Regions from separate parts of the Homo sapiens genome. Here region 1 is linked to region 2. Evidence: chromatin contacts called from ENCODE Hi-C or POLR2A ChIA-PET data. All regions are on one chromosome and are shown on one strand. The core of a region is the stretch at or near the end of the contact, and the rest is flanking DNA. Distances in the headings are between cores, read along the strand shown.

What was found. Hi-C counts contacts between places; a loop is a spot of excess contacts on that map. ChIA-PET counts read pairs that join two places held with the same protein, here RNA polymerase II (POLR2A). Pooled maps may share reads with other maps.
Region 1: a pooled map shows a loop between it and region 2 (2.4-fold over the local background). The contact joins the promoter of LACAT1 here to the enhancer-like site in region 2. A Hi-C loop is called at or near these places in 3 of 50 pooled maps. POLR2A ChIA-PET finds 5 or more read pairs at or near these places in 4 of 52 experiments (MCF 10A, RWPE1, activated CD4-positive, alpha-beta T cell and 1 more).

Annotation. Positions count from the first base shown.
Region 1 is chr17:77,250,988-77,255,238 of GRCh38, forward strand. LACAT1 (lung adenocarcinoma-associated transcript 1) reads left to right here and starts at 2,827. Exons shown (of 3, transcript NR_188630.1): 1 at 2,827-3,534. RefSeq lists an enhancer at 3,139-4,251.
Region 2 is chr17:77,427,860-77,431,540 of GRCh38, forward strand. The region is part of intron 3 of SEPTIN9 (septin 9); the gene reads left to right. It overlaps LOC112268199 (a long non-coding RNA gene), which reads right to left. Exons shown (of 2, transcript XR_002958141.2): 2 at 1-3,443. Among named protein-coding and RNA genes, the nearest start is that of MIR4316, 33 kb to the left of the region's middle. RefSeq lists an enhancer at 832-891. Within about 2 kb of position 2,377, at least 29 of the 41 ENCODE cell types and tissues checked have a DNase peak (open chromatin) inside an H3K27ac peak, as active enhancers do.

The DNA of each region.
Region 1 (4,251 bases), core at 1,577-4,076, 180 kb before region 2:
GCTGTGATCACACCACTACACTCCAGCCTGGGCAACAGAGCAAGACTCTGTCTCAAAAAAATAATAAAAAATAAAAATAAGAAAATTTCTTTCTCAGCATTGCCTCAGATGCATCCCACATATTTTGGTATGCTGTCCTTTAATTCTCATTCAGTTTTATAGATTTCTTAATTTTCTTTGAGACTTCCTCATTGACGTGGATATTTAGAGGTGTACTGTTCAATTTCCAAGTGTTTAGAGATTTTCCTGTAGTCTTTCTGTTACTGATTTTTTTTTTTTTTTTTTGAAACAGAGTCTCACTCTGTCACCCAGGCTGAAGTGCAGTGGCACCATCACAGCTCAACCCCACCCCCCATCAGCAGTCTTGGCCCCACAATCCCTAGGCTCAAGCAATTCTCGTGCTTCAGCCTCCCAAGTAGTTGGGACTACAGGCATGTGCCACCACACCCGGCTATTTTTTGTAACTTTAGTAGAGTCGGGGTTTCACCATGTTGGCCAGGCTGGTCTCAAACTCCTGACCTCAAGTCATCCACATCACTTCTGGCCTCCGTAGTTTCAGATGAGATAATTTGAACTGGTGTCCCTATAGGTAATGTGTTGTTTCTCTGGCTGTTCTGAGGAGATTTTTTGTCTTTAGTTTTCAGAAGTTTAATGATGATATCTCAGTGTAGATTTCTTTGGCTTCTTCTGTTTGAAGTTCAGTTTCCTGAATCTGTAAGCTTATGTCTTTTACCAGATTTGGAAAGTTTTCAGCCATTATTTCTTCAAATACTCCTTCAGCCTCACTCTCTTCTCCTCCTTAGCCCCTATGATGTGAGTGTCAGATTTGTTTGTTATGGTCCCATTGGATGTGGACGTTCTGTTTATTTCTTATCCGTCTATTTTCTCCCTGTGGTTCAGACTGGGTACTTTGGATTGATCTGTCCCCAGATTCACTGATTCTGTCGTCTGTCATTTCCACTCTACAACTGAGCCCATCAGGGAGTTTTTAAAATTTCTGCAATGACATTTTTCAGTTCTGTAATTTCCATTTGGTTCTTTCTAAATACCCACTATTTCTTTGCTGAGAATTTCTATATTTTCATTTGTTTCAAGAGAATTTGCAATTGCTTGTTGAATTTTTTATTTTTATGTGTTTTTTTTGATGGTTGCTTTAAAATCCTGGTCACATGGCTGGGCGCAGTGGCTCATGCCTGTAATTCCAGCACTTTGGGAGGCCGAGGAGGGTGGATCACTTGAGGTCAGCAGTTCGAGGCCAGCCTGGCTAACATAGTGAAAGCCTGTCTTTATTAAAAATACAAAAATTAGCCGGGTATGATGGCACATGCCTGTAATCCCAGCTACTCAGGAGGCTGAGGCAGGAGAATCGCTTGAACTCAGGAAGCAGAGGTTGCAGTGAGCTGAGATCGCACCACTGCACTCCAGCCTGTGTGACAGAGTAAGACTGTCTCCAAAAAAAAAAAAAAAAGAGTAAAATCCTGGGCACGTAACTCCAACGTCTGATTCATCTCAGGGTTCAGTTGACGGTCTTCCCACTCACATTGTGATTTTCGTAGTTCTTGGTGGGATGAGTGAATTTCACCATATCCTGGACATTGTGGCTATTAGGTGAGGAGACTTCAGGTCCTGTTTGCATTTTTTACTTTGGTAGCAGCGGCCCTGCTTAGGTTTAGCACCCAGGTCTTGGGCTACTTTTGGGGGCTGTGGTTCCAATGAAAATCTGATTTGCAGAGCCTCTGCCGTGCTATAGAGGTCAGCTCGGCTTGTGTGGTGCTGCTTAAGGAGGCAGAAGGAGCTTTCCCAGGCTGGACATTCATTGCCTCCAGGTGGGAGAAGGGAGTCTCCCGCTCACAGGGACAGACAGGCCTTCTGCTTGTGGTGGGCTTTCTCCCTGCCATCAACGTCTCCCCCTCTCTCTGCTGTGCCATGATTTTGGGTGGGGGAGTGGAATTTCAGGTCCAGTGAGGAGGAAAGGGTTAACCCTGGCCAATAATTAGCAGGAGGGTGCTGGGCCAACCCCTTTGGTGGTTCTGCCTGGCTTGCTTGGTGGGTTTTTTGTTGTTCATTTTTTTTTTTTTTTTTTTGAGTTTGTCGCCCAGCCTGGAGTGCAATGGCGCAACCTTGGCTCATTGCAACCTCTGCCTCCCAGGTTCAAGCGATTCTCCTGCCTCAGCCTCCTGAGTAGCTGGGACCACAGGCACCCACCACCACGCCCGGCTAATTTTTGTATTTTTAGTAGAGGCGGGGTTTCACCATGTTGGCCAGGCTGGTCTCAAACTCCTGACTTCGGGTGATCCACCCGCCTCAGCCTCCCAAAGTGCTGGGATCACAGGTGTGAGCCACTGTGCCCAGCTTTTTTTTTTTTTTTTTTTACAGGTCTTACTCTGTTGCCCACGCTGGAGTACAGTGGTGCGATCATAACTCACTGCAGCCTTGATCTCCTGGGCTCAAGTGATCCTCCCACCTCAGCCTCCTGAGTAGCTGGGACTGTACGCAGCTGCCACTATGCCCGGCTAATTTTTAAGTTTTCTTTGTAGAGACAGGGTCTGCTGGGTTACCCAGGCTGGTATCAAATCCCTGGTCTCAAGAGATCCTCCTGTCTTGAAGCGCTGGGATTACAGCTGTGAGCAATCGGGCCCAGCCTTGCCTAGTGTGTTGGGGCGACTTGCCTTTAATCTAGGAGAGAAAGGAGCCTACTTGGCTGCCTTCTGTTGCTAGGTCGGGAGTTGGGAAATGCACGCCTGGGCGGGTCCTGTATTGGGTGGGGGTGAGGGGTGTCATAATGCCCTGTTGATAAATATTCCTGACCCAGCCTTGGGGTCCTTTACCAGCTCTCCTGCTCCTTCCACCTCAGGGCCCTCTTAGGGTTGCCTCTTACATTCTTTCCAGGGCTTAGCAGACAGGAACAGGGAGGGTCGGGTTTAGGCCATCTTACCCAGACCGGAAGTCTCTAAGTGTTTGATTGAGTGTTTGTTTGAAGAAAGTGATGAACCCAGGACCTCGAGCCAGGAAGATTTTTCCCGGTGAAAAGCAGAGGGATTGACTCACGCTCGGTTCTGAGTTCCAGGCCTGACTCCAGGGCTCACCAGCTTCTTCCACAACCCGCACAACTTGAACGCTTGGTAGCATCTCCACGCAGCAGTGGGCACCCTGGCTTCTGGAGGAGCCCAGGCTGCATTTACCCCTCCATGGTGCATCTCATAGGATCAACTGGACCCGCGAAAGGCACTGGCTGCGGAAAAGCAGCCAACTGCTCCCCAGCGAAGGGGATGGCCGGAAGCGAGGAGAGGGAGAAGCCCCAGCAGAGACCCCAGGAGGAAAAGACCCCACAACGGGGCCACTGGGAACCCATGATGTTGGTTACCAATGTGATTGGAGGTTCGGAACGACGGACGTGTGGCCCTGAAGTGGGAAACAGAAAAGCTGAAGGGCGAGACCTGGGAGGGAGCCCCCCACCCCCGCGGACTCCAGAGACCCAACCTTCCTTCCCTGCGCTCCGGCCGGACGTTCTCCCTGCCCCTGTGGCCGAGCCTGGTAAGTTCGCAGCAAACAGGAGTTTGGGGCTTTACAAGCCTCCAGAGGGGTCCATGGGCATTTGGGTAGATTGTTATACTGCCCCTGGCAGGAGGGCAAGGCCCTTCATGGGAGCCATAAGCTGGAGACCTAACAGAGCTCGCAGCTCGGCCACAGGGCTCTGTTCCAGGGGCATTGGCCACTGGCTTCCAGTACCTGTTCAGCCTCCCAGCTCCTTGTTGCCTGGAATCTCCACCACTGATCAGCGTGTAAACACCTATGTGGGGGACACGGGGGCAGGGGGGTCCAGGAAGGCAACTTTTGGGGGATAGGGTGGGAAGAAAGAGGGACCTCAGAGGCCAGTTCTTCCCCATCCTACTCTATTTCCTCCTGTAACCATGGGAAATGTCTTTCTGTGCCCGATCCTGTATGGGGTGCGGATGGGGCACACAGATGAATCAGACCCGGCCCCCTCTTTGTGCCAATTCATAAGCACTTCATCCACGGCTCAGCCCTGTGAAAGAGCTCCTCGGGCCCAGGAATGCAATACAGTGAGAACACTTTCCGGTCTTGCCTCCAGGTGACGATTCAGCACACAGGAAGGTGGCCCTGCCCAGGGCCAAGCTCTCTCTCAGTTGGCACCTGGCCAGGTGAGGGGGCTGCTCCCTGTCACAGAATAGGAAGCTGAGGCCCGTGGGGCCTCATAGGCACACAGCATGGGGCGGCAGACTGGGCCTC
Region 2 (3,681 bases), core at 1,127-3,626:
CCTGCCCGACTTGCTATTTGGAGCTGTTCCCGCTTGCTCATCATGTGCAAGGTCCTGATCCACTCGGGTCTGTTTAACCAGCGCCCCTCCCCAGGCCCAGTTAGCCTGGTTTTCGTTCGATTCATTTATTGTCATCAGTGCCATCCTTGCACCACGTAACTAGCCTTTGCAGCATGCCAGCCACCAAGCTCAGGGCCCTCTGTGCATCTCCTGTAACCCTCACAGCAACCCGGGAGGCACAGAGAGGCTGAGTCGCTGGCCCATAGTCACACAGCAGGTATGGGGCATTGCCAGGATTTAGCCGGATCTCTGACTCCAGGGCCTTTCCAGGGCCTTGGGTGGGACACTGGCAAGGAAGCAAGGTATGAACACTGGCCCTGCCTTGGACAGAGCTCGGGGACGGTGGCCTGGCAGGCCCAGCTGACACAGTGACCCTGGTGCAGGTTCAACCATTGGCAAAGTGTTCAAGTACACACAGAATCTCAACTGGGGAGACAGGCGAAGCGGTCAAGGGAGGGCTGTGAGTGACAGGTGGACACTGTACCTACTGGCAGATCAGCTGACCTTGGTGCCTTCTGGAGCCTTTCAACTTCCTTATCCAGAAAAAGAGGAACTAACAGTTCCACCCCCAAACTGGGTGGGAGTACCACATTCGAAATTGAAGCAAAGCTGGTCGTGTCACAGGCTCGGCAGATGTTAGCTGTGCAGGCAACTTAGTGACCATTTGAAGTAGGCTGTGCGGCGGCATCCTCATCTTGCAGATGTAGTCCAGAGAGGTTAGGGCACTAACCCTGGGTCACACAGCGACAGCTCAGGCTACAGAGAGCAGTGCTGGATGGGAGGGTGTTGGCAGCTTCAGGCACAGGCTGGGAGGGCTGTGGGGTCAGCAGAGGGAGGGCACACTTCCCAGCTGGTGGGGTTCCCTTGTGCCTCAGTACTCATGTGGGCCCAAAGGAGCTGGAAGGAGGGAGGTTAGAGCCACCCATGGGTTCAGAAGCTGATAAGCAGGTTATTGACTCTGAATTTGCCTCATCGTATGTAAATTGGGGACAAATTTGGGGATTTAATGATATAATGTAAGAAGCAGACATGTCACAGCCCTGGTTATACAGTCAGTGTATAATAAGTGGTAAGCCGTCAGAGGAGGCAGCCGGTGAGAATGGGAGCATCTCAGCAGCCCTCCGCCCCCTGCTCCTGGTTGCAGATGTACCTGTTCTTGGCTATTTGTGCCCCAGCTCCGTGTCCTCCGGTGTGTGTGAGGCCAAGCTCCTGGGGTGGGGACTTGGGGGTGTGTCTGCAGCTCCTGAGGCCAAGACCAAGGCTGAGGCCGAGGCTGAGGCTGAGGCCACCTTGGTGAGGAGGAAATTGCAGGTGGAGAAGCTCGTTGACCGTGACCTTGATCTGACCGTAATTTTGATGGTGCCGATGCCGTCAGCACGCAGGCCTCCTGCCCTCGCCACGACTGGCTCCTGCAGCCCACCTGGCTGAGAGGTGTGCTGGCTCTCGCAGGTTGCAAAATGGGGACATCACCGTCCGCCTGGGCTACAGCGTGCTCGCCGATTGCATTTGGGGAGGGACTGAGGGCTGATTGTGTTGTGGGGATGTTGGCAGAGAATCAGAGAGGGCATCCAAAAAGGCCAACAGTTCGGTGGGGAGAGGAGGCGCAAGGCTGGTTCCTGTTTTCTGGGCTTTGATCGAAAGGGAACAGGGGACACATCTGGGGACAGTCTCCTTCCTGGAGGAAGAAGGGCTTAGGGTGCTGGTGTGGAGTTTGCACAGATGGGGATAATGAGCTGGAGGGTGCTGGGCAGGAGCTGGCCAGTAATAGGCTGACGAGGGAGGCCCTGCTGGCTGGGCCTGGTTTTCAAGTGAGCATCCTGAGCTGCGGGGACCCAGGGGGTCTTAGAGACCTCAGAGCTGAGACTCGGGACCACAGAGGGGTGGGCTGTGCTCAGGGCAACACAGCGGATGGGGCAGATGTTGCGAAACCTGTCTCTCTGCCTCTCTTTCTCCTGCTACAGAACTGGATCCTCCCAGCTCATGGCTGTCAAATCCTTTAGATGCTTCTGGGTTCCATGGGCGCCTTACACTGGCTTCCCTGTAGGACAGCAGACCCTGGGGGTTGGCTCTGATGGTATTCACCATGGGGTACCCCATGCAAGCACAGTGCTTTCACGCCCAGCCTCCCAGCCTGTGGAGTAGGCCTGTGTCTGGCCAGCCTCACTTTGTGGCCAGAGGAGGGAGACAGTGGTTCTGGAGACAGGAGCTGGCCTGGGGCTGCCCTCCCAGCCCCTGTTCTCCCAGCTCATCTCCTTGCCTTGCGGGTGCTGGCCACCCTCCCCCCGCCAGCTCCATCCCCAGCTTTCTCTGCCCGAGCCGTGACCTGTCAGTAGGGGGCAGTGGAGGCCTTGAAAGTCCTTGGAGAGGACTTTGAAGCAGTTTTTACAAATCTGTCCCTGGAAAGTCTCTCCTGTCACACCCCCAGCGGCTCCCTCCCTCCTAACATTTTTCCTGGGGTTGTCATGCAGCGGGGGGTGGAGGAACCCACTAGGCCGTGGATAGAGCAGAGCCATGTTGACACAAACCCTGGCTGAACCCACATGCTCCCTACAGCCAGCGGCCGATCACTGGAACCAGGGAAGTGACCTCATAGCAAGGGCCCGCAGAGCAGCCATCACGCATTCCCGATCTTGGTTTCTGGACCCAGCTCTGGAAAAGAAGCCAGATCCTAGCCACTTGGAGCTGCCTAGGGAAGACCCCAGCCTGGTGCCGGCTGACAGCTCACTGGAACTTTTCATCTGCTTGGCCAGGTGATGCCAAGGGGCAGAGGTTAGAAGTGCTAAGAAGCAGGCCGAGGGTGGTGGCTCACGCATGTAATCCCAACACTTTGGGAGGCCAAGGCGGGTGAATCCCTTAAGGTCAGGAGTTCAAGACCAGGCTGGTCAACATGGCGAAACCCCATCTCTACTGAAAATACAAAAATTAGCCAGGTATGGTGGTGCACGCTTGTAATCCCAGCTACTCTGGAGGCTGAGGCAGGAGAATCTCTTGAACCCGGGAGGCAGAGGTTGCAGTGAGCCGAGACTGTGCTACTGCACTCCAGCCTGGGCAACAGAGCAATACTCCGTATCAAAAAAAAAAAAAAGAAGAAGAACAAGAAGTGCTAAGAAGCATCTGTCTTCCTGATTGAAAAGCAATCTTTGCTGGGCGTGGTGGCTCACGCCTGTAATCCCAGCTTTGGGAGGCTGCGGTGGGAGAGTCGCTTGAGGCCAGGCGTTCGAGACCAGTCTGGGCAACAGAGGTGCTAGGGGTAGTGGCGCTTGCCTGTAGTCCCAGCTCCTCAGGAGGCTCAGGTAGGAGGATTGCTTGAGTTAGGAGTTTGAGGCTGCAGTGAGCTATGACCACACCACTGTACTCCAGCTCCTGGGTGACAGGATGAGACCCTGTCTCAAAAAACAAAACACAAACAAAAAACCAACGTTTATCTTTTGTGATTTTAAAAATCACACCTACTTGTGACAAAATAATTAAATTAGAAAATGTAAAGGAAATGATCAATAATAATTGCGTCCTCCAGACAAACACTGTTAACATGTTCACGTTTCCTTCTAGTCTTTTTCTACATAGACACTCAATACTTATTAATTTGTTTTGAACTAAAGATGGTTTTCTCTGCTTTGT